Regions from separate parts of the Mus musculus genome. Here regions 2, 3, 4 and 5 are each linked to region 1. A link is a loop called in an ENCODE intact Hi-C map of the cell type or tissue named here. Cell type or tissue: heart. All regions are shown on one strand. Region 1 holds the start of Ccdc6 (coiled-coil domain containing 6). Region 2 overlaps Ccdc6 (coiled-coil domain containing 6). Region 3 overlaps Ank3 (ankyrin 3, epithelial). Region 4 overlaps Ccdc6 (coiled-coil domain containing 6). Region 5 overlaps Ank3 (ankyrin 3, epithelial).

What was found. A loop is a pair of places that touch in the nucleus more often than their neighbours do. Peaks named below come from ENCODE experiments on the same cell type or tissue, not always from the same donor. Only the 100,000 strongest peaks of a DNase experiment are listed, where the experiment ranks them.
Region 2: it touches region 1 in a loop (2.3-fold over the local background); 12 of 42 quality-filtered maps call a loop at or near these places.
Region 3: a loop joins it to region 1, with 2.8 times the contacts of the local background. A loop is called at or near these places in 5 of 42 quality-filtered maps.
Region 4: it touches region 1 in a loop (3-fold over the local background); 12 of 42 quality-filtered maps call a loop at or near these places.
Region 5: a loop joins it to region 1, with 2.7 times the contacts of the local background. A loop is called at or near these places in 5 of 42 quality-filtered maps.

Annotation. Positions count from the first base shown.
Region 1 is chr10:70,094,183-70,099,182 of GRCm38, forward strand. It overlaps Ccdc6 (coiled-coil domain containing 6), which reads left to right and starts at 2,939. Exons shown (of 9, transcript NM_001111121.1): 1 at 2,939-3,399. The coding sequence starts at 3,118. It overlaps Gm51771 (a long non-coding RNA gene), which reads right to left. Exons shown (of 3, transcript XR_003948903.1): 3 at 1-668. In heart, CTCF peaks have their summits at 965 and 2,854; DNase peaks (open chromatin) are centred at 1,049, 2,739, 3,389 and 3,959; H3K4me3 peaks cover 4,687 bases; H3K27ac peaks cover 4,542 bases.
Region 2 is chr10:70,147,924-70,152,923 of GRCm38, forward strand. All of the region lies in intron 2 of Ccdc6 (coiled-coil domain containing 6), which reads left to right. Among named protein-coding and RNA genes, the nearest start is that of Gm51771, 40 kb to the left of the region's middle. In heart, no CTCF peak of the experiment used is centred here; DNase peaks (open chromatin) are centred at 2,578 and 4,508; H3K27ac peaks cover 2,299 bases.
Region 3 is chr10:69,886,960-69,891,959 of GRCm38, forward strand. All of the region lies in intron 16 of Ank3 (ankyrin 3, epithelial), which reads left to right. Among named protein-coding and RNA genes, the nearest start is that of Gm33416, 23 kb to the left of the region's middle. In heart, CTCF peaks have their summits at 1,626, 3,027 (motif pointing left) and 3,227; a DNase peak (open chromatin) is centred at 1,672; H3K4me3 peaks cover 468 bases; H3K27ac peaks cover 1,285 bases.
Region 4 is chr10:70,163,923-70,168,922 of GRCm38, forward strand. Ccdc6 (coiled-coil domain containing 6) reads left to right here. Exons shown (of 9, transcript NM_001111121.1): 4 at 3,080-3,183. Among named protein-coding and RNA genes, the nearest start is that of Mrln, 38 kb to the right of the region's middle. In heart, CTCF peaks have their summits at 2,129 (motif pointing left) and 3,358 (motif pointing right); no DNase peak of the experiment used is centred here; H3K27ac peaks cover 1,797 bases.
Region 5 is chr10:69,869,689-69,874,688 of GRCm38, forward strand. Ank3 (ankyrin 3, epithelial) reads left to right here. Exons shown (of 43, transcript NM_146005.3): 10 at 1,314-1,511. Among named protein-coding and RNA genes, the nearest start is that of Gm33416, 5.8 kb to the left of the region's middle. In heart, no CTCF peak of the experiment used is centred here; DNase peaks (open chromatin) are centred at 843, 1,493 and 2,673; H3K27ac peaks cover 1,012 bases.

The DNA of each region.
Region 1 (5,000 bases):
ACACAGGCTAAATGGTGTGAACTATCTTTCTTGAATGCACTGCTTCATGGGATACTTTCCACCTCTGGCCAGCCTACATCTGGTTCACCTCAAGCCTGTTTAAGACTCCAGTGGTGTATGGTGATCACCGTGTGTGTATATACATACATATGTGTATTTGTGTATGTTGTGTGTGTGTATACATACATATATACATACATACACACACACATATATATAGAAAGAGAGACATACATACACAATCATTACAATTAAGCAACAAAAATATACTAGGATTTACACCACTATTTTTATGTTTGCACTGAGAACATTAGGTTTAAAGGGTACCCAGCACATAAAAATACAACATGTTTGTATTTGAGAAACAAAGATTTAGATGTCCCCTCGAGCCTCAACTGCAAGGCACCCTTTCCTTTATCCATAAACCTGGTGACTTAAGCTCAGGGTGATGGTGATTTCATTATTTCTGCAACGGGAGGCGCTCATCTTCCCTTGCCCCTTCTTCCTGCAGGGGACTCAGCCTTCCACCTACCTTCTGATTCATTTCCCCTGGAACGCTGAGGAGTTTTTTACAATGATCCGATCTGTTTTGTATCTGGTGTTTCCATTGTAATGCTATTACAGAACCAGCGTCGTGACAAATCGTCTGTTTATGAGGGGAATCAGTTCTACAAGAAGTAGAAAATTAGGTAAGCTTCTGTTCTGCAGTAACAATAAAAACCAGGATGGGGGAGAAGAATCCTCCAATTTATTCTCATCTGTATCAGCAGGGAAGCTTGAGAAGATGAGAATTTTCTCCTAATATCTTCTCAAGCCGATGATTAACTACAGATACCATGCCAAAACTGTAGTTCCCCTAAGGAAGACCAAGATGTTCTCAAGCTTAGCCTGACACGGGCCCTTTAAGAAAACCAGGCACTTCAAACTCCACCCCTCTGCCGACTGGAAGCCTGCAGGTCGGCTTCCCAAGGCAGTAAGTTTTAGGGATAAACCGGAGAGAGCTAGTCCCCACCCCTCACTCCCGAGAGAATGCTCCAAGGGCTGTAAGCCCTCCAAACCCCGCAATCTGGAGGTGGGGTGAGAAAAGAACAATAGAAACTTGTGAAGTATGGAAGCCACGCCCACCCCAGACTGCCCTGAATAAAGCGGAAAGAATGCAGTTAAACCCCAGTCCCGGGCAGTGCTCCCCTTACCCCATCCATCTCACCCCGCGAGCTGCTTTTCCAGAAGCGTCCTGTAACCGAAGGAGCCGAGTGTCTCCTGTCCCAGACCCAACATGGCAAAAGTCAAGGAGCCAAGTAAACTTCAGTGACAAAGTGGCTCCCTCAGCAGAGGATTATTTACACTGGTGCTCTGCTGCTGGAGAGCAAAGCCAAAGGCTCTCCTGCACTCCCCTGGATTTTTAACTTTTATTGTTACATTTTGCTTCACCGACTGTGTTCCTAGCTCTAAACTCAAGCCTACCTAGGAGACGTCTTGGGGGGTGGGAGGGCTCACCGAAGTTAGCATGTCTGGGTTGTTGACTAGAGGCAGCCATCTTGGTAAACCTGAGGTCAAGGTTTCACCCCTGGCAGGTTAAGAGTTATTCCGAGGTGAGACCAGTTCCTATTTAGCAGTGGGGACGAAACATGTCTAACCACTGGATCCAATTTGGTTTAAAGACAAGGTTATGAGCCAGGAAAGCCATGTAGTCATGGCTAAGCGCTTTATAAAACTATAAAACAGTTGACAGCCAGAAAACACTTTTCATCCCGCACCCCTTTATTTTGCATTTTGTTTCCATGAGTTTGTTCTTCCGTCGACTAAACTTGGATAATAAAGCCCGCCTGGTTAGTTTCACTTTCCATTTTTTCCCCCAGAAACGAAAGCTGTTTTGTATCAGGAGGTGAAGTGTTTAGACCCTTCTCACCTGCTAGGCCTGTTTCCTACAAGCAAGCTCTCCTAAGAGGGAGGGGCCTAACAGTATTTGAATTTCTGATTCTTTGAAGCTGGGCTCTCTACAGTAGTAATTACGGTTTTATTTTTTAGCTCCTGGAGTTTTGTAGGAGTTGGAGAGCAGCGGATAATAATGGTTATACAGTTCCCCTCACTTAATCGTGGTTATTTGTTTAGCATTGTGCCTGCAGTTACTTTGGAAAATTGGTACTTGAAGTTTGTTTCAACCCTTCTGAGATTAAAAAAAAAAAAAAATTAAATAAAGCTCCCGTTTCTTTAACTAGACAAATCTTGGTTTCTTAATCCTATCCCCGTGACCGGTGCAGAGTCTTTGCAGGAGGTAAAGAGAAAAAGGTGGGTGGCGCCTGGTTCAAACAACTGGACGCACCGGGGCCTTGTGGCAAGCTAGGCTAACCTGTGGCTGCCGACATGCCACAACACAGACAGACACACAGAGAGGGAGAGAAATAGATACACAGACACACAGACAGACACACAGATACTCTTCTTTTTCGACCCACTGCAGTGCAACTTTCTGTTCCCAGCCCCAAGCGCGGTCTGCACGGGGCACCCTGGGGGAGATCCACGCGCGCCGGCGCCGATCCAAGGTGCCAGGCTCCAGCTGAGCGGGGGTGGGAGGGTGGGGTGGCCCAAGGAGCCCGGCTGCCCCTCCCACGTGTCCCGGCACCTGCGGGGCTGGCGCTGCGTGGGGTCCGCCTTTCTCCGGAAGAGGCGGCGCGGCGCGGCGGTGTATGTGTGTGTGTTGGGGGGCTGGGGCCCGGGGACGCAGGGGACCCTCCGGGGCGGGAGCACGTGCGCGGGGAGGCGGCGGGGGCTCGAGCGTCTGTGTGCAGCTGCTAGGAGAGCGCTGGGGCTGGGGCTTTGCGGGGACGGCCCCGCGGAGCGCGCCAGAGTCCCGGCGCTGCAGTACTGCCCGAGTCCGGGCGGGGTCTCTGTTCCCTGGCGGAGCAGCTCGCGCGGCCGCGGGAAGCGCCCTCTCTTTCTCCGCCGCCGCCGCCGCGCGTCTGCGCCCTGCCGCCCGCCCGCGCCGCGCTCTGAGCTCCCCCGCTCCCCAGCTCCCCCGCCGCCGCCGCGCGCCCGGCCCCGCGCCCACTCGCCGCGCGCCCACTCGCCGCGCGCCCGGCCCTCGGCGCCCGGCTCCCCGCGCCCACTCGCCCAGCCATGGCGGACAGCGCGAGCGAGAGCGACACGGACGCGGCGGGCGGCGGCCCGGCAGCCATGCAGTCGTCCTGCTCGGCGACCTCGGGCGGCAGCGGCGGGGGCGGCGGCGGGAAGTCGGGGGGCATTGTCATCTCGCCGTTCCGCCTGGAGGAGCTCACCAACCGCCTGGCCTCGCTGCAGCAGGAGAACAAGGTGCTCAAGATAGAGCTGGAGACCTACAAACTCAAGTGCAAGGCGCTGCAGGAGGAGAACCGCGACCTGCGCAAAGCCAGCGTGACCATCGTGAGTGCACCCCGCGGACCAGGGGGGACCCCCGAGTGCGCGCCCCCGTGCGGGGTTGCGGGCCTGCGGGCACAGAGAGCGGGCCTTGGGGCCACGAGCGCCCTCCCTCCCTTGAGGTGTTGGAGGTGCCTAGGGAGACTCCCCAACGTCCCCTCGTCGCCTAGGGTGGAGGTCCCTCCGAGCCAGGGCTAGAGGCTGGCGGCGTGGCTGGGGGGGGGGCGGGGTGGGACTTTCTCAACCCTAGGGTGCCTGAAGGCTCCGAATAGAGGGACACCCTCTCCGGAGCCCCCGTGAGTGGACGAAGCTGGGGTCTGTCCAGGGGTTAGTTGGGGAGACGGGGTGTGCCACTGGGCTGGGTCCCCAGTTGGCAGGAGGACGGCGCTTTGCTGGATCGCCGGCGCTGGGGGAGGGAGAGAGTGGCCCGGAATCCGGGAAGTGGAGTTTTCTGGCCAGGATGGAAAGGGAAGGGCGGGCACTGAGGCTACACCAGCACCCCGTTCGGAATCACTGTCCTTTTGGGCCCGGAGGGTGGGCGGGTACAGAGTAGTGGGGAGTGTAACGTCTGGCGCTGGCTGGGACAGGGTTGGAGCTTGAAACCAGGATGGAGGGTGGCCGCTGGGACTGCCTGGCTGAGCAAGGATGTACGTGCGTCTCCTTCATTGGTTCGAGAGTCTTAGGAGTACTTGCCTGTGAGTCTAGGTACTTGACGGGAACACAGGCCATCTGTTCTGTTTCTACCTGGCCCCTCGAGGCTCCCCTGGAAGAGGGTAAGATTAGTCTGAGATCAGCCTCCTGGTGTAGCCGAGTGGAAAGGCCCCCGTAGCGGTGATGAGGCGAAACGTAACTAGAAAAAGTACGCGTTGTGCTCTCACCTCCCATCCTTGCCAACTCTACATCATTAACATGCAGAATCCCCCACAGACAACCCTATTCAGATCAAAACAGTTTCCCAGCCAGCAGCACGGAAAGAAAATGTCAAGGAATCAAGGAGGATAAATTGCCAGAGCCGCTTGCACACAGCTGATTAGATGAAACCCTTCCAGTGGAGAAAAAGAGATTTGGTGGTGGGTCAGGGATCATATCCTGGAGACGAGAACGGGACAAATTTAAGCTGCCCTTGTGCCAAGAAAAAGTGATATGTGTGTGTGTGTGTGCCCTGTGGCTTCTATATGGCTGCCTTGGTTTGTGTAGCTAGCCGGTCTCAGTCTCCACTAGAGAGGCAGTGTGATTTGCAACCTAAATAGCAGTTGGTCTTGCAGAAAAGCATCTTACTTGCTCTTAACCAGTCCCGTTCTATGCGAGTACATCTCCAGGCAGCAAGTTACTGGATTGGCCTTTTGATAGTAAAGGAAAGCCGTTTGTGGAGGTAACCATGTAAGCCTTTTCTGGGCTAAGAAAGGACTCTGCAGAGTTGCTGTTGAAGAACAGAGGGACAGGACAGTTGGAGGTTGTTGTTTATTTAAAATCTGATGCACAGGAACGCTATTTAAAATGTGCCGTAAAGGACAGCGTTGGTCGCTTGCAGAGCTGGAACCACGGAAGGGAGCAGAACTTACAGGAGGAGGGGGTACCACCTCTCTGGCCTCTTGTTTGCCCGAGCA
Region 2 (5,000 bases), 54 kb after region 1:
AAATAGGATACTACAAAAAGTCAAAGAAAATTTTGGGTCCCTATCTTTCACCAGAGAATAATTGAGGGTAATAAAGAATGCTACATACTACACATCCTTCTGTCTTAGTTAGGGTTTTACTGCAGTGAACAGACACCATGACCAAGGCACATCTTATAAGGACAACATTTCATTGGGGCTGGCTTACAGGTTCATAGCTTCAGTCCATTATCATCAAGGCGGGAGCATGGCAGCATCCAGGCAGGCATGGTGCAGGAGGAGCTGAGAGTTCCACATCTTCATCTGAAGGTGGCTAGCAGAATAGTAGCTTCCAGGCAGCTAGGATGAGGGTCTTAAAGCCCATGCCCACAGTGACACACCTACTCCAACAAGGCTACACCTCCAAATAGTGCCACTCCCTGGGCTAAGCATATTCAATCTATGACACCCTCAGTTTTTAAGAACCTGTTCCAGTTTTCAAGTTGTATACCTTAAAACAACAAATAGGTTTATGGTCTTGTAACTTTGATCTGCATTTGAAGTAGAATCTGGCCCAGGGGAAGTGTGGGCGTTCTGGCTAGAATAGAAATGACGAAATAGTCTTACGCTAGTAAGTGCATCCTATATTTTAATCACGTCTGTATATGTGTGTATTAAGTGTGGGTTTGTGCAGGTGAGTGCGGTGCCTTGCAGAAGCCAGGAGACTACATTGGATCCCCTTCCAGCCAGAATTACAGGTGACTGTGAGCTACCCAACACGGGTAGGAACTAGGAACTGCTTTCAGATCCTCAGCAAGAGCAGCGGGTGCCCTTAATTGCTGAGCCACCATCTCTGCAGCCTCTGACATGTCATCTTTGTTATTGAGTTGGTCCCCGAGGTTACAATACCTTCTAGAATTAAAGTGGGTGAGGCAGTTTCCTAGCATCTGTAGAAACATGAAGGCTGCAGAACTGAGTATGAAGCCGTTGGGACCAGGAGGTTGTCCCGGTGCTTAGGTGGGTGTGGGCTCCTTGCAGAAGATTGACAGCAGGTGCTTCAGATGGGCATCGCAGGGAAGATGGATGCAGAGTGCTTCAGACTGGGACCAGGCAGCAGTCACTGAGACAAAGCACCATGACCCATGCAACTTACAAAAGAAAGCGTTAGGTTGGGCTCACCCCATGCCTTCCACTCCCTCTCAGAGAGGTTATGCCTTCTTCCAGCACCACAGAACCCTTGTGCATGGTTTGTCCCCAAGCCCTGGACTTGAGCAGAGACTCCAGCCTGTCTCCTTTTCAAAGATGCACACCAGCATTTGAGGCCACTTCCTGCCAGCTCCACGGAGGTGGCCATGCCTTTCACTGGGTTTGTGCAGACAGCTAAATCACACGATGGACTGACGCTACAGGAAACTGTTTTGTTAATTTCAGGGTCACCGAGGTCAAGCATGCCTTGGCATCCGTTCAGATGACAGCTTCGCCTCCTGTGGGGGAGGAGAAGCAGCCTTGATGTATGTCTTTGATTAAGTTGGCTGGACCCGTGGTCCTTGTGCCCAGTGGTGTTCAGAGATAATACTGACCAAGGAGAGATTGCTTTCACATTATAGCTATCAAAACAGTTGGAAGATTTGTTTTTCTAGTTGCTTCCCATTCCTCATTACCAGACTCTTACCTCTGTCTGGTTTTCATTTCCTTCCATGGAGCGAAGGTCTGTTTTTTTTTTTTTGTTTTTTGTTTTTTTGTTTTTTAATATGTTCCATTCACAAAACATCTGCAAGGAGCTGCCAGATTGTTTAAACTGCATTTGAAATGCCACAGACCCACCAGCGGCCAAAGTATAAACCCTAATTCCCCTGTAAATAGCATGCCAGGAGCTCTCAGCGGAACGGGATCAGTGTTGGGACTAGAGAAGATGATGAAGTTCTTTAGTAATAAAACATTGCCGAGTGGCCGGAGAGGTGGCTTGTGGCGTAGAGCGCTGGCTGCAGTTCCACTGGACGCAGGTTCAATTTCCAGCACCCACATCATGGCTTGCAAGCGCCTACAATTCCAATTCCAGGGGATCTAACTCACTCCTCTGTAGGCACTGAACACGTATTACACATACATACACGCATGCTGGCAATGCATAACGTAAATGAAAATCCCAACATGGCCAGGTTTCCCTGAATGTCTGTGCGCATGCGTGTTCACACATGCGGTGCGTCCCTGAGTGGGTCAGATGACTCTGTGTGCTGCCTTCGATATCAGATACAAGATAGAGTAGATCTCGGGGGGCGGGGCGGGGGGGGGGGTAAAGGTTAAAGGAAACGAAAAATCATTAGGTAAAGCTAGGGCAAGAGCTTGCTGGACTCCGGAGAGGGCGGGAAGCATTATTTCTAGTTGGACTTGTACTCTTGTGTGCTGACAGTTGACCTGAAAGTCGATGAGCTTTAGCTGGCAGTAGGAACACCTTTTAAACAAAGAGGCTCCCAGGAGGCCCCTGTGGCTGGAAAAGCAGTTCCCGTTGTCGAAAGTGGGAAAGCAGCTGGCAGAGTAGGTTGATGTAGAAAGAAGGTCGGAAGCAGAGTTGGAGATGTCTAGACTTTGGATGGACAGAGCAGGCCTTTGGACAGATGGCCTGGCTCAGTGGAGACATCTGGTCAAGGGACAGTAAGGAAGGGCCAGGGGTGTTGTCAGCAGGACTTACAGGAATCAACACCATCAATAAGAGATGTGCCAAGAGAAGAGGGTCCAAGACTGCAGGAGATCAAGTAAGGAGGGCCACAAGGGAAAGCCACAGAGTGGGACAAGGTGTCTGACAGGTATAGCTTCTCTCTGATGTGGGACAGTGGGACAGACAGACAGCTGGGAGGAGAAATGGCACAGAACTGGACCACGGTGCTTTCGTTGATAGACAGCTAAACTGGCCGGGTCACAAGTAAGTACCGAACCCATTAGTAATCAGGAAAGGCCCTGACTTCCTATTGCGCTCTGCTCAGAGAGAAGCGAAATTGCTGGGCCGTCTTTGGAAAAGATTTGCATTTCCCAAATAAGCCGGAAATCTCGCTTCCCTACGACAACAACGAAGATGATGACAATGTCAGCAGCTACGTTCCTGCCTCGGGCGTCACACGTGTCTGCGTCTGTCTGCGTGTTTACTGCAGCCCTGGAGAGGAGGTCCTGTTGTCTACCACTCCTAAGGACCACCAACCAGGAAGAATGCGGTGCCTACGACCGACCTGACTGGTAAAGGATGAAGGCTGCTTACTCGTTGAGTTGGCTGCTGGACGTGATGAGAATATATGAGTTGTGGTCTAACTCATCACAAGTACGTTGAGCAGAGGAAGCTGGGTAGAAAGAGCACAAAGTCAGGCAAAGCTGGAATCTAAATATATACGGGCAGGAAAAAAGAAAGAAAAAGTTAATAGACACAAGGGCCTGACTGCCAAGAGCCTCGTGCTGTGTGATTGAACTTTGACACCATCAAGGTCTTGTTCTTGGTATTGATCTGGTGCCCTCCTAACGGTGCCCTTGGTACATACCGAGTTGTTTAACTCATCCGGAAGCTGAGCTTAGGGCAAATGGGCTCACAAAGTGCAGTGCCATCATTCAGACGGCCACTGTGTGAGCTCCAGAACGCTTCGGGAGTCCTGGTCACTGTCCTTGTGTAGGTGTTCGGTCCCAGAAGGCTGATACTTGGTGCAGGCGGCAGCTCATGCCAGTGGTGAGCAGCTTGAGGGTCCTGGCCTCTTTGGGGTTGTGTACCAGATACCCCGCATCTCAGGTAATGACATTATAATTCATAGCAGTACCAAAATTACAGTTATGAAGTAGCAATGAAAATAATGTTATGATTTGGCCGGGGGTGGTCACCACAGCGTGAGGAGCTATATTAAAGGGTTGCAGCATTAGGAAGGCTAAGAACCGCTGGTGTACAACAGGGCAAAGGGTTTGGAAGGCAGAGGCCTTAGCTGGACCCCTGCCTTTCTTTCCCCCTGACCTGCAAGGCTTCTGTCTTATTACACCTCATGGAAGTATACTGGACGTCTGGACTCAGACTCCTTGAACTATCCTCCTTCCTCCCTCCTCTCCCTCCTTCCTCCCTCCTCCCTCCTCTCCCTCCTTCCTCCCTCCTCCCTCCTCTCCCTCCGTCCTCCCTCCTTCCTCCCTCCTCCCTCCTCTCCCTCCTTCTTCCCTCCTCCCTCCTCCCTCCTCTCCCTCCCTGTTCTCTCTTCCCCCTCCCTGCTCTCTCTTCCCCCCTGCTCTCTCTTCCCCCCTTGCTCCCTCCTCCCAGCTTCTTAACCCACATCACATCACCGTGGGGGTGTAGGCCATTCCTGGGTTTCTCTCTTTGAACCATATTTTCTGTCCTGTCTCCTCTGCAGAGAAACTCCCTGCCCTGCTTTGACTTGCCCTTCACTGAGAGGTGACAGAAGGGAACCACAGCAGGCCACTGTTTCTGCTCTCTCCCTGGGGGACAGTGACCGTTCAAGACACTCCAGCTCAGGGTAGCTCAGTAGTTTCCCAATGGTTAGTGCAACCTGGGACCTTGTCCTGGTGACGATCACTTTACCGTCCGGTTTTCCTAAGGGCATAGCTCTTTTGTGGGAAACCTAAGATGCATAGCCATCACAGCCTTTGTTCCCTGTTCACCATGCAGTTGTTAGCGGAAATACCTCCCCGGTTATTGGCAGCAGCGGAACATCTGTCTAAATACGACTTCCTGCCGTCAGCCAGAGCCTCTCCGCTCTCGGATTAACATTCTCTTGACAGATGATTCTTGTTGGGCCAGAAGTTTTTCCGAGTTAGATTCCATTCTTTATTGTTTTAATTTACCTGGGGCAGAAGCAATAATACCTTTTTTTTTTTTTTTTAAGGAAAAGAAAAATTGAAGGAGCCATTTCTAGGTAATGAAATGGTGGCAGTTGAAAATGTGTCGGAAGATCTATTTAGAAACACCTTTATGCAAATAGATTAAAGAGTTTACCGGCTCAAGTGTCTCTTGCCTTTAGCTCATAGACAGGCAGGCCTAACGTTTATAGTCTGTTTCACGGCACAGG
Region 3 (5,000 bases), 210 kb before region 1:
ACAATTTACATTCTGAGGGTTCAGAGTCACGTGAGTCAAGTCTCCAATCACAAGGATAAGTTGCCTGTGGTGGATAAGCATCATATGGCAAAATCCCATTTTTCCATAGTGACATATAAAGAAATAACAATAAACAGTTTTAATGAATAATCTGACTTAACTCTGATCTACTACACCTGGGAGGGGCACAAAAGCCCCTTCCAAGAACAATTCTGTTTCTGAAGACACTGAGGTCACAAGACTCTTCTCTCGTTTTCTTAGAGTTTTATCAGAACCACTCAGAATTCTCCTCGCACAACTCGATTCTTAGTCAAAAACAAACGACAACTTTATAAGAAGAAAAAAAATTAAGGCATAGAACCATTAGTCGACAGCAAAAGAGTGAGGCAGTCCAGTATCCATCAATTATGCATAAGTAAAATGTAGGCTGTATATGTGCTTGGGGGATGGTTCAGTCTTGAAAAGAAAGGGACTTTGGTTGGTTTGTTTGTTTTGTTTTTGTTTTGTTGTTATTGTTGTTGTTATTGTTGCTGCCGCTGCCGCTCCTCCTCCTTCTCCTTCTCCTCCTTGCCCTTGTTTGGAGGCAGGGTCTCACTGTGTCTCACTCTAGCTGGCCTGGAACTCACTCTGTAGAGTACCGGGACTTAAGGCATGCTCCACCATGCCTGACTGGAAGGGATGGCTTTTTACTGTGATTTTATTATACATACATTATACAGAATAACCAGAATAACTAGTAGTGGTGCTGTCATCCATGATAAACAGAAGAGAGCGAGCTGAGCAGGAATCCATAATTCCCTCCAATGAGGTTAGAGAACAAGAGCGATTGGAACCCAAGGTGGGAAGGAGAGAATTAGATACGGGTAGGACCATAAATGGAGAGCTAAACACGATGGGGCCTTAGAGGGAAGGAAGAAGCTGGGGCGGGTGAGGGGGGGGCATGAGAAGGATGGTGAGGGGAGGCTAGAGTGGCTTCTTCAGGTCAGTTTCCCCAGTAACTCTCCAGTCCTAAGAACAAAGAAAGACCTGCCTTTTTCTTACCTTTTAGGGACAGCAGGAAGCTTTATGGACTCTGTCCTAAAAGTACAGGCCTGTGTTTTCAACAACTGTGAAGTTTCTATACATGTATAGAAGAACTTTGGCTAGTCACTTACCCAGGACTCTTCCTTATCCTCCATCCCCTTCCTGGAGCATAAGGGACCCAAGACCCTACTTCAGTAAAATAAAATAAAAATAAAAATAAAATGATAAAATAAGTAGTCAATATCCAGCTTTGCATCTATCAAAGTTTAGAATGAATGTTTCCAAATTTACAAACTCACTGCTCAGTAGTCAGAGAGCAGGACCAGTAAATAATAACTCTGTTATGTTCCATTGACCTGGGGCCACAGTCAATTAAGCATCAACTTTTCTAATGGGACATTGATCTTCGGTATCGCGGCACATTGCTTGGGCCAGTGTTTATGTCCCGATGTCCCTGAAGCACTGCAAGCCAGAGACTTGTTATCAAAGACCAGTTATCTCAGTGACAGACTGGCTTATCTGCTAGGGGAACAATCCTCCACACAGTGCTTTCAACAGCTGAATTCTTTCCAGCACTAAGGGAGTAAACACAAAGCTCACTTCTGCCTCTTTTAAAGTAACAGGAAGGTCACAGGACTGCAGATCTTCCCCAGAAGCCCCACCCACTTCTGATCTTTCTCATTGGCTACTTTTGACGCAAGAGATGCTGGGAAATGTAGTTTTCAGTTGGGCACGGTTTTCTTTCAATAAAAGGAATACATACATCATCTACCATTTTCACCCCCGCAAGTGCAAGTTCAGATTCTGAATGCCAGTAGACAGAGTTTCATAGGGTGCCATTAACACCCCAGCTGCTCCCTCTATGCACACCCTTCTTCTTCACCCCCTTTTCAAAATCGCTGGTACCTTATACACTTCCTAGAAACATGATGCGCGACTTTAGGTGACTGGGATGCTAAAAAGTACATATGCTAAGGGATAATGGGATGCTAAGATCTATTTTTTACCTAATCTGCCTCCAGAGACAGGAAGCTATGCTAGAAAGAAGCCTGGCTTGGTTGCTGGCAGAATTGAGAGGCTAATTAGAAAGCAACACTTGAGCCTGTAGTAACTGGTCATACTTCTTACTTTACGTATCTGTGGGGTGGGGGCATGGTGGGGGACTATCAGTAGGGTTTTAAATACCATCTATTGCTTTTGATAATTGTTTGTAGTGTGACTCGCATAGGTTCACGTGACAGATATCGTCTTCAGCAAGAATCTCGGGAAGTGAGATTTGAGAGATGGTGTAGCAGTCAGGAGTATCTTGTACTCTTGCAGAGGACCTGGGCTCAATTCCCAGGACCCACATAATAGCTAACAACCATCTACAACTCCAGTTTCAGGGATCAATGCTCTTTTCTGCCCTCTGGGCACACAAGGCACATACATGGTACCCATACATGCAGGGAGACACTGATACACATAAAATAAAAACAAATACTTTGTTTTAGAGTGTGAGGCAGTAAAGATGTAAGATCATGCTTTGATTGGGCTGCAGAGATGCCTCAGTGGTTCAAAGTATACTGCTCTTACAGAGGCCAGAGTTTGGGTCCCAGCAACCACACCAGGAAGCTCAAAGCCCTCATAACTCAAGATCCAACAGATTTAAGAACAGCTTCTGGTCTTTGTGGGCACCTGCGCTCACACATACACATAATTAAAATATTTTTTGAGAAGATAAAAACACTTTAAAGGATTATTCTATAATTGGCTCTCCCTGGTTGGTTTATCAAATTAGTACATCTTCCTTGAGGAGAGATAGGAACCAAGCACACTTTTGCTTTCCTGAAAACAGAGTTTAGGAAGCTCCAGATAAATTCCTTGCCTCTTATTGAAAGGATTTCCTCGGAGTCTCTGAAATAATCTTGGTTCTCTTACCTTAGACTATAATTTGTCCCTCCGATGGAACCAGGATAAGCTTTAAAAGCTGTGAGTCTCAATCTGTGGATAGCGACCCCTGGTGGTCGCACATCAGATATCCTACACGTGAGATATTTATATTATGATTCCTAACAGTAGCAAAATTACAGCCACGAAGTAGCAGTGAAAATAATTTTATGGTTTTTGGGGGGGGGGGGTGTCACAACATGAGTAACAGTATCACAGGGTCTTAGTCTTGGGATAGTTGAGAACCATAAAGAATAATGTGTATCTTGTCTGGCATGACACACATTGTAGAGATGCTAGAGCATTTTAAATGGTTCCTTAGGGCCTAGAATTTGTGGGATACGTTAGAAGACAGCAGATTGTCACGTCTGAGAGGATAGCAAACCCTTTCCTGGTTGGGGACGGGAAGTGACTAACACATGGTCTTTTTCTTTTTTTTTTTCTTTTTTTTTTGTTTCCTTCTCTTCTCTCTCTTTCATTGATGCCTTTTGTTTTTGAGACGGGTCTCACCATGTAGCCCAGGCAGGCCTTGTCTTTCCAAATGCTGCACTTACACACGTGCAACGCCACACCTGGGCTCAGCTGAATAGTCCTTTATAAATGTAAAAAACAAAGACGATTCCTGGTAAGGACTTCTCTCATCTTTACCACCCACACTGTTAGAGTTAGGCATGTTGACTAATCCTGCTTCCTCTTTTTATGCTGCTTTGTGAACTTTCTCTTTTATGGAGGGATTGGTAGGTAGTGAACTGTCTCTTGCCCTCATGTCTTACACTGTAGCCTTGGGCCAAGTCCAGTGCTCCTCTGAACTACAGAGGCCTAAGTCCCTGAAGGGTGTGTCGGAGCATTTGGTCAGAGGGCCAAACGTTTCTCAGGGTAAGCTGGTGTTTCTACATGGCAATAGGTCAAGACTAAAAATAGGATTATAAAACCTCCTTCTGCCCTGACTTGGCGAGTCGGAGGAGTCTAGAGGTGACATTTCCACTCTTCACTTCCACTCGCTATGGTCAAGTTCGTGTCCGTATCACAGTGCAATCTTGACTTTCTTGTAGATGATAAAGTCCCAGAAGCACTTTCTCAGGTCAGACACTCAAGTCTTCCGAGGTCCAACTCATTAACAGGAGTCTCTGTCTATAGCAGAATATCAGGACCATCTGAGGGAAGGGTGGCTGAATATTCCGAGAGCATTGGAGCATCTAATTCTGACTGCAGAGTCTCCTTTCTTCCTTTAATCGATGCGTGCCTGTCACTTTGAAACACGCTATGAGGAGATAGCCTGTGCCCTAGATAGCTTCAAACTGTGGCAAGAAGAGACAACTATGTAAAGGAAAGAATGTCACTAAATGTCCAGTACTGGGGTTAAAGGGGTCAAAGACAAAGTGGTGGCTGGGTGTTGGAAAGTGAGAGGCAAAAAGAAGCAGCCGAGTTCCCTGAGGGCATGGCCCTTGAGTTGAGCTTTTGACTGCCTTGTGCTATCTTCGTAGGCAGGCTATGGGAAAGTGTTCTTGGTGGAATGAGTGAGGCAAGTCAGGGAAACCCAAAACAATAATCTCTCTCAATATCTGCAGGGCGATGGGTCTGGCTATCGACTACAGAGGGTCAGACAGACCATCAGGAATCAATGAGGAAAAAAAAAAAAAAACAATTCCCATGAAGATTAAAGATTGCAGCTTGCAGGCAGTACACGGTGTCTTCATTCTTTGTGGGCTGCTCTGACACCATATTGATAAGGAACAGGAGACTTCTCACTGTTCTGGAGGCTGGGAAGGCCACGATCGAGGAGTTCACATCCTGAAAGGGTCTTGTGTGTCATCCCATGGCAGACAGTGGAAGGACAAAGAGTGGCAGGGAGCTAAACTCGTCTTCTCAAAAGCTCATTCTCTCCATAACCCCCTCCCTCCACAGCCCCCTCCCTCCATCTCAGCTGTAAGAGCCTCTTGGGGGACAAACCCTCCTGCATCCTTACCATCACTTACAGGTCCCCATTCCCAACACCACTGATGGGGGAGGGGGTTCGGGTGGGAGGGTTTCCAGCACATGAAGACTGG
Region 4 (5,000 bases), 70 kb after region 1:
AGAGCAAGGGCTCCTCTGCACGGTTGGTCAGTCGGCAGCTCTCCTGAGCCCTCCTGAGCCCTCCCAGCCATTTTATTCTGAAGTGCATGCAAAGGTTGGGTTTGCTTCCAGGGAAGGGAGGGAAGGGACAGTGGCTCCACCCGACTCCAGCAGTAACGTGCACACAGCTCGTGCCTGGTTTTCGGGGATCATTTATGCTGCACTCTCTTTCCCAGGTGCTTCTGATTTACCGTAGCTAATCAGCGTCACGGATACCTGGGCATAGTGGTAGGAGTGGACTGAGCTAGCCCAACCTTCAGCTGGAGCCACTCTGAGGGAATTTGGGGATGGAAACCAATCTCTTGTTTGTTTAGGCTTTGTCGTCTTCTCAGTAAGCTGAAAGAAAACAATCCTGGCTAAGAGTTTGGTTGATGGAGGGTTTATATTTGAAGAGATTAGATTCCTTTGTCCTTTGCATGGGTGGGTTCTTGCTCTGCTGTGGCAGATGGCTTTACGTCTGTGCACACCTTATATCTCAGGAGTGTGCGTGTGTGTGTGTGTGTGTGTGTGTGTGTGTGTGTGTAAGCCAAAGGTTAACATTAGGAGTCATCTTCAGTCACTCTCTCCTCTGTTTGCTGAGGCAGGCCAGCTCACTCTATCTGGAGCCTGCTGATTTGGCTAGTCTGGCTAACCAGCTTGCTGCAGGGACCTCCACACTTACTGCCTAAGCATTGGGATTTCGGGGAAACAGACCGCCATGCTATGTGAATAGTAGGGATACAGATTCTAGTCCTCACTCATGCTTTTTTTTTTTTCTTTAAGATTTTTTTTTTAAGATTTTATTTATTTTATATATATGAGTACAGGGTCACTGTCCTCAGACACACCAGAAGAGGGCATCAGATCCCATTACAGATGGCTGTGAGCCACCATGTGGTCGCTGGGAATTGAACTCGGGAGCTCTGGAAGAGCAGTCAGTGCTCTTAACTGCTGAGCCACCTCTCCATCTCTTTTTAAAGAAATTATGATTTTTTTTTTTAATTTGTGGGGAGCTGGCCTGTGCCATGGCGTGTGTGCGTCTGTGTGTGTGTAGATCACAACAAAAATCCTGCACGTAAGTTCTCCCATGACATTTGAGTCCTGAGGAGGGAACCTGGGTTGGCTTGCTTGGCTGCAAGCACCTTTGTCCACTGAGCCATCCTGCTGGCCCCCAGGTGGCTTTGAGAGAAGCTCCTTTGTAACAAATCCTGTAGGGACGCCTTCCTGTCAGCTTCTTTTGTTATGTGTGGATAGCTTCTTGCCACGAGTTACTGGAAGGGTCTGATCTCTGGAGTTCAAAATGTCTTTTCTCTTAGTGGTCCTGATGAAATTGGGCTTAGGATAACCTTTGCCAAGGGCACTGGAACAACTTTCCAGAGTCTCATAGCTGAGCCTGTTGTGAAGGGCAGTGTCACTGATTTTCCTGTCCCCTCTCCATCATCAGACTCCTCTATTTTATTACCATACTTGTTTGGGCTTCATGCACTGGGTCTGCTGCTCAGCCTCTGAGTGCTGGGCTGGCAGGTGTGCTCCGTCTGCTCTAATGGGGCAAGTGGACGGACGGACGGACGGACGGACGGACGGGGGGTCGGGGAGGCACCGTGGAGCTGGGTCCCCGCTGCCCTTCCTGTACCTCTAGACACAGCCCTGACCAGCTGCGGATCTGATGTCCCAGGGGTACACTACTGTCCATCCACCAAGGATGTCTAAGGAAGTTCCAGGCTTAATTGGAGTGTGTACTAGGACTCTCAGTCTGATGTTAATTAACCCAAAATGAGAGAGAGAGTTGGTAGGCACCAGTGAGGACTGGGGCACGTCCCTGAAAGGCTTCATTAGAAAGCAGCTTTACAAATGAACTCTGCTCATCTGCTGTACCCATGGGCCCTGCGGGCTGCAGAGTAACCTGAGGTGGCGGTGGGGCTGTGGGGGTGTGGTGGCTTCGCCTGACACTTAGATATTTGGCACTGGGTGACAGGGAGTCCCTAAATTTAAAACAAGACAGAACATACAAACCGAGACGGATGTGAGGGAGGAGAGAGTTACAGGGAGACCAGTGTTTTTCTATTTTTGATACCTGCCTGGGAGCAGATGACAGGTACTCCCTCTGGTGGACACTCCCTCCCTCCTTCCCTCAGGACTGGCAAGCCAGTCTTCCCAGGCAGAGAAGACACCCTGGACCTCACGAAGCTCCCGGCTGTGGCACCAAGTATTTCTGAAGTATTCTGACTCAGCCACCTCCTGTTTCTTGTGACTGAGCTTGCTCTTCAGGGAATGTCACATCCCACTTTGCCAGTGGCATGCTTCCTGTTTCCTTTATGGGCCTCGCTAGTTGGCTTGTTCCTGAATCTAGACACTTAGGATTCATTAGTGAACAAACAGAGGAGAGGTGAAGGATGGGGTAGGGTGGGGTGGGGATGTATACAGTCAAAGCATATCACTTGCACGTGTGAAGATGCCATCATAAAGCCCCTTAATTTGTAATAAGGTATTTTGCTAATAAATAGTGAAGGAAATAGCATCTCACAAAGTTATAGCATGCTATCACAAGCAAGATACTGACATTACTGGGGGATGGGGTGGGGAACAGAGGCCTGGAGAGGTATGTCTTAGATGGTTGGAACAGGATAAAGCTGGACACAGTGACAAGTGTTGTGCACAGCATTCTAAGAGCCACTTAATGATGCCTGAGATAAGGCACTTAAACTCCGTCAGCCACATGGCACGGCTCCCTCCACTTTACAAGCGGTAAACTTCCCGTTCTTCCAGCTAACCCTGGGTGGAGCCGGGATTTGAACCCAGAGAGAGATAGTTGACTGCAGGTTTGTGGTCATAACTACTTAGTTGTAGTGGCTTTTTGAGAGACACTGGTAAGTGTGATTATGGAAGTGATTGGTCCTGGGTTCGCTGTCTTGCCTATAGGAAATAGTTTGATCCAGTCTGGTCTTTCCGAAGCTGTTTAGCCAGCTTTCCTCACCTCTTTTCATTCTCCGTGAGAGCCAGTCTAGGATGCTCTGGTGCCCTGGCGTGCATTCTCAGTAAAGCTGTTCTTTCCCTCCCTTAGCTGAGACGGGAGAAGATTGACCTGGAAAACACACTGGAGCAAGAGCAGGAGGCGCTGGTGAATCGGCTGTGGAAGAGGATGGATAAGCTGGAAGCTGAGAAGAGGTGTGTGTGTGTGTGTGTGTGTGTGTGTGTACACACGCGCGCACGGAAGACTCCTGTCTGTTAACTAGGGATAGCTTTGGGGCGTTTGAATAGCTTGGGTAACACATACCATACTAACTATTATTTTTATTTAAGTAATTTTATGTATATGAGTACACTGTTGCTGTCTTCAGACACACCAGAAGAGGGCAGCAGATCCCATTACGGATGGTTGTGAGCCACTGTGTGGTTGCTGGGAATTGAACGTGGGACCTCTGGAAGAGATCAGTCAAAGTTCCTAACCTCTAAGCCATCTCTCCAGCCCCCCATCCTAACTTGTTAAAGGAAAAAGTCTGTTGATCTTTCCGGCAGCAGCTTCCTCTCTCTGCCTGGCTTTTCTCCCCCACTCAAGTACAAATTGTTTTCATTTGTTAGTTCAAGGCCAAGTCAGAGTTAACCTTGGTACCGCTGTTCACCTGTTAGCTGTTGCTCATCTCTAGGGTTTACTGACTCAGTTGGGTGAATTTAATAGAAAAGTGACTGTTTGCTTTTAATCCGACCGTATTTTAAATAAATACCCACGGATTACAACACTTGAGTATTCTACAGGCACAGAAGTAAAGTGTTACTTTATGTTAAGCAGACATTCCTTAAGTTACCTCCGTGCAGACACTCATAGGCCTCGTTTTTATCACTTGGCACTTTGCAGCTGGAAGGTGGGGGAGGCGCAGAGTTCATAAGAACGGCAGGGGAGTCCTGTCTGGGCTTTGTGTGCAGTAACCACGAGTTCCTTTTGAAGGTGGTTGTCAGTTCCCTGCCCCAGAATCTCGTGTTTGCCTCCCAGCACCCCTGTGCCGTACGGCTTTGGTTTGCATATGCAGTTCTACACTGTTCATGTGTAGAATTACAAACACCAGACAAAGCAAAGATAGCTGATATATCTAGGAGAAATCCTCCCGCCATCGTCTGTCAGCTTGGATAACAGGACTGAGGTAGCAGTTGTAATAAATTGATTATAAAGTTATTCTGTGGCCACAACCATAGTTACCTGTTAATTGTCTCAACTAGGGTCCAGCTACAGTTGTCGCAGGTAACCTACCTTTTTGGAATGCAGTTGGATGCTTTATGTACATACAGCTTTGTTAAGTTACCGAGCATAGTCGTATGAAACGGTCACTTCATAGGTGAAAGGCTGTTGGTCCTTTCCTAACGTTTACCCGAATGAGAATCAGGAGGGAACGTGGGTGCACCAGTTACTGACCAAATAATTCTGACTCGGTTTGGTTTTCTAACATTTTTATCATTGGCCCAGTTTTCCAAACCTTCCGCTCAGGTTTCTAAGTGTCTATAAGTGACTTCCTCCTCCAGGGTGGCCCATAGCACTTCCAAAGCATCAGAGAGAGTAGACTTTCTTCCTACCTTCCACGCTCTGCAGCCTGCTTGCTAACCACGTTGTCAGCCAAGCCTGCGTGTCTGCTGGGCGCTGGGCAGGGAAACCAGATCCGTGTTTACATAGACTTCACAGTTACGACTGACTGCCGGGGCCGCTCAGAGAGCAGGGCAGGAATGATGTACCTGAGGTCAGATCCCCGGCACCCACCTAAAGCTGGACACGTTAGCCTGTTTCTGCAATCCCTGTGCGGTCCTGAAGCAAGACAGGGGGCAGAGAGAGGAGAAACCCCAGAAGCTCAAGCCAGTTCGTCTTGCTTAGCAAGAGACCAAGAGAACAAGAGACCTTGTAGCAAACGGGAAGGGAGGATCCACACCTGAGGTCATCCTCTGACTTCCACATGCACCTGGTGCACACGACCACACAAAGAACACAAAAGGAATGAGAC
Region 5 (5,000 bases), 220 kb before region 1:
GGAGGATTTGGTGGAAGTGAGGGAGGATCTGTGTGGGGCAGTGTCAGATGGGAAATGCCCCAGCCCTTGGCGACACCTTTAGTGTCTCCTTTGGTTCAGGATAATAGAGGAGAATGCTTGAGGCAGGAACATTCCAACTCCCCAATGGCTGCCCAAGTGTTTAAATTCATCTCAATATTTATTACGCTTATATCCCCTTTTCTATCTGCATAACTCCGCTAGGCAGTATAGGAAAATACTATCATAAATCTCTTGCCTTTAAGGAATATGGGTATCTGAAATATGTAGCCATTTGTGGTAGTGAGATGGCTGAGTGATTTCACATTGCTTTGTCTATGAATGTTTCCTCTCATGCCACAATAAATGTAGGGGGGATAGCTGGTCTTGGAAAAGTCAGGTGTTCCTGGATCCCCTGGGCACACGTCCCAACATTTTTTGAAAACAGAATTTGTTGTTATCATAGAGGAAACGGCTTATTTGGCTTATTTAATGTGCTAAATTATACTATTGGTAATTTAGACCTCCCTTGTGGTAAATGAGCCTGCTGAGACTCTCTGGGCTCTCCCACTTTGCTTCCATACGTAACAGAAGCTCGAAAGGACTCACGTTAGCCTGCTTGGCCTTGATTCACGTATCCAACCACTGAGGGGTGACTGCCATTCTTCACAATTTTCCCTTCAGTGCTGGAGATGGACCCTGAGGGCTCCTATATTCATTTCTTCTCTGAGATCTTGAAATAAATCTTCAATCTTCATGCTGCCCGTGACTATTATTAAGCCAGGATGATTTAAGCTGCGGACTCTTCACTGGGTCAGTGGCTTCCTTTTACTTGCTGACGCATGGGGGCGCCAGACTTCTAGAAATGGATGAAGGTTTCCCTGCCACAGGGTAGTCTTGTTTCTGAAGCTCGGTAATGTTCTGCAAGGGCAAAAAAACAGCAAGAGTCCAGTGATTAGGAGTTGGCTTTCACTATTTTTTTTCTTGCATTTTTAAATGATAAATCCTACTGGGAATATAGTAACTTCTGGCCCCTGGTACAAACCATATAAGTTTTAAACTGGGGAAAGAAACTACCCTGGACTATTTTTTTTTCTTTAACACAAGAAAGAAAAGTTTTCTTTTTAAAGCAGGAGCCGTTCAAAAGGATTGTCAGTGCCTTTTAAAATCGTAAGGTATTTCCAAATGAAGCATCAGAGTTTTTAACATGTTCCTGTTTGTTCTGTTATTTGCCTCATTTGAGCTAAAAAGAAAAAAAAAAACAAAAAAAACAAAAAAACAAAAACAATGAGTCCTCTTCCCCTTCCGTGTTCCAGAATGGATTGTCGCCACTGCACATGGCCACACAAGGAGACCATTTAAACTGCGTCCAACTCCTCCTCCAGCACAACGTGCCCGTGGACGACGTCACCAACGACTACCTGACTGCCCTCCATGTGGCTGCCCACTGCGGCCATTACAAAGTTGCCAAGGTTCTTTTGGATAAGAAAGCTAGCCCCAATGCCAAAGCCCTGGTGAGTAGTCCTGCCATCCAACCCAAGCGAGGGTCTTGCCAGCGGCACATGATGCATCGCGTGTGGAGGGATTGCTCTTCCAGAGACAAAGACGGAATGCCCATTAAATCACTGTACTTTGTTAATCTTTCCAAATGTCCTTGGGAGTAGACAAAGCCTCCTGTGCTGGTGGGAATAAAGCTGACAGTGCAAAACGGCTGGTTCTTCAGGGCCCCACTCAGGTTCCTCTTACCTGAGAGAGAGCCTGACATTAAACGGTTATAAAAAAGACCGACCTGAACAGCTTCATTCACCTCACTGCGGTAATGTTATGATTCCTCCAGTTAGAGGGGTTTTGTTGTTTTCTTTCTGACGTATAGAATCTTGAAGCAAACTAGACATGACTGCCAGCCCTTGTAAGGCTGAGTCAGGAGGATTACTATGAGTTCAAAATCAGCCTGATCTACAGAAGGAGACTTTCTTTCAGATAAAAATAATGATAATGTACATATGTATGAATGATATGTATGTATGTACATATATATTATACATTTATACATGCATGTGTATATGTGTGTGTGTATGTATGTATACACACATATACATACATATATACATTATACATACATGCATATAAACAGACAGCTGGGCATAATGTCAAGAGCAGGAGAGCTCTGAGTTTGAGGCCAGCCAGGTCTGGCTAGTCCCAGGCTAGCCAGAGCTACATAGTGAGACCCTGTCTTAAAAAATAATAATACTATTTGTCCAAGAATTTGTGAGCTTAAATGATATTAACCTTTGTTGTTGTTTTGTTTTTTAATAAGACAATGCTTGCTATTGTTAAAGTAAATAACCCTTAGTACGGTTGAAATAAATAATCCCTAGTAAAGTGTTGACATTTCATTCAGAGTAAGCCCAGGCACTCAGAGAAAGAACGAAAATGCCCAGTCCCGGGGAAGACGTTGATTGACTAGTGATTTTGAGGTATAGGTTGACTCCAGCCAACCCTTCCTGGCAGGCTTCTGCTTCCCTCAAACGCTGCCTTGTGACCTTGCCTTCAGAACCTCTGTGCCTCTGCCTCAGGGGGGCCTGAAATTCAGTGGAGAGGAGGGAGCTTGGCACTCAGTACACAGCCGGCAGCGCCTTGGTCTTTGGAAACCCAACAGCGTCTACCAAAAAAAGTATTTTAGGAGCTGCTGGCCTGCCCAGTGTGTCAGAAGCCTCTGCCTTCTGAGAAGGGAGGGGACCTCTGAATGGCCATGAGTCACTCTTTTTCCATAGGAGAAAAAAAAAAAAAGTAAGGCTCTAAAGCAGGACGTGGCTTAACTTTCATTTTCCTATGACTCAAGTTTTCCCAACAGAGGGACATTGTAGTCAGTTACCCTGGGATGGATTATAGCCAAAAAGGAAAGAAAGAAAAGATAAGAAAAGCATTCCTGGGACCTGCCCAGGGGCACCTGCTGTATCTTTGTGTGGTGAACCTCCGTCTTTGTACGGGTCCCTACTGACGGCTGAAACAGGCGGCCCAGTCTCAGCTGTTGGACAGAGAACGGTTGGGTGGGTAATTTGTTTAAACGCCAATTCTTTTATGAGAGTAAACCTTTGAGCAAATGAGCTGCACGCCATTGAGTCACCTGAGATCCTGGGTCCTTAGAGTAAGCCCATGCTCGAGCCTTTTGGTTTGGTGTGGTTTTCGCTTTTGCTTTTTTGCGATAGGGTCTCTCTGAATAATCCCGGTTCTCCTGGAATTCACTGTGTAGACCAGGCTGGCCTCGAACACAGAGATCCACCTGCCTCTGCTGGGATTAAAAGCCTTGTGACACCACTGTCCCTCTGCTGCTGCGTGTTTGAGTCTTAAGAAAGGAAACTCTCTGGAGCTTGTCCTGAGAATGTCCTGTCACACAGGGGACAAGTCTGAGCAGGCCTTGGCAAAGGTTGACTGTGCAGACAGACTTGATGCTTGTGTTTTCCCCAGCTGTATTTGAAGTAAGCTCCTTAATTCAACCCATAGAGGGATGGGAAGGGCTCAGTGAACACACTCTGGTCCTTTACAACGGAGTCTCAGAAGGCTCGGGCTAAATGCCTGGGAACCCAGGTACAAGGCAGGACACCTCTCTCGGAAGCAAACCCATCCTCTCCGGATTTAGGAGTTTGATGTTCTGAGTTTACAAATCCGGACAGCGGTGCTTTATAAGGCTGTGTTTCTTGTACAAAGTTGTCCAGAGGCAGGAAGAGAGTGGGTGCTTTGAGTGAAATAAAAGAAATAAAAAGGAGAGGAAAGGACATGACCGCTCCTAGGTATGGTGGAGGAGAAAGTTTATTATAGATATAAGAGAGACACAGAGGCAGACTCGTCTGGTAGAGACTTGAGTGGTCATGACCCTGACCACCTGTGGGACAGGAGAAAGGAGAGAGGGAAAACAAGTATAATAGCCAGGAGGACAAAGGTACAAAAGGAGCAAAAGGGGGTGGGGGAGGGGGAGGGGGAGAGGATTATACAGGGGAGAGCCTCTGGGGTAAGGGCAGCCCAGCCCCTAGGCTGGAAAGTTCAGGATAGAGGGCAGAGTATGCCAGCCATACCCTGAAACAGGTAGGGACTGAAGGATGCTGGGAGAACCTGGAGGCCAGGTCCACTTTGATTGTTAAATAGGCACCTTAGCTGCTTGTCCCAGGTTTGAAACCTTAACACACACTTGCATCATAGTAAGTCAATCAAGGATAATATGAAGGACCAACTGGTCAGAGTGGGGTCAGGCCGGTTAGTGGTGGAACAAACACTTAGAGACAGCCCCACAGGTAAGACAAAGGATATCAGCTAGGGCAATGGCACATGCCTGCTGTCCAGACCATCCAAAGGAAAAAGTAGGAGGGCTGGAGACATGGCTCAGTGGTGAAGAATGCTGACTGCTCTCTTAGGGGACCCGGGTTCAATTCCTAGCACCCGCACAGCAGGTTACAACTATTTGTGACTCCAGTTCCCAGGGATCTGACTTCCACAGAGCAGTGTGTACACCTCGTGGGCAGATATATATGTAGCATCAATACACATAAAATAATAACTTCAGGGCTGGAGAGATGGCTCCAGTGGTTAAGAGCACTGACTGCTCTTCCAGAGGTCCTGAGTTCAATTCCCAGCAACCACTTGGTGACTCACAACCATCTGTAATGGGATCCAATGCCCTCTTCTAGTGTGTCTGAAGACAACTACAATATACTCTTATACATAAGTAAATAGTAAATATATGAAGTAATAATAATAATAACTTTTAAAATAAAAGAAAAAATCAGAAGGCACATGGCTGAGTCCAGCTGGGCTTTATATAATGAGACACTGAGTCAAAACTCAAAATGAAATTAAAAAATTATTTGGAACTCTAAAATAAAGTAAAGAAGTTTATGCACACTTCACCTTTTCCCTACAAGGAAGTTACAACCTGGGAACCTTGCTGGGAACCAGTCCAGACTCGTCCATCCAGGAAAGCCATGTGTCTAACCACTTTGGTTCTGGGT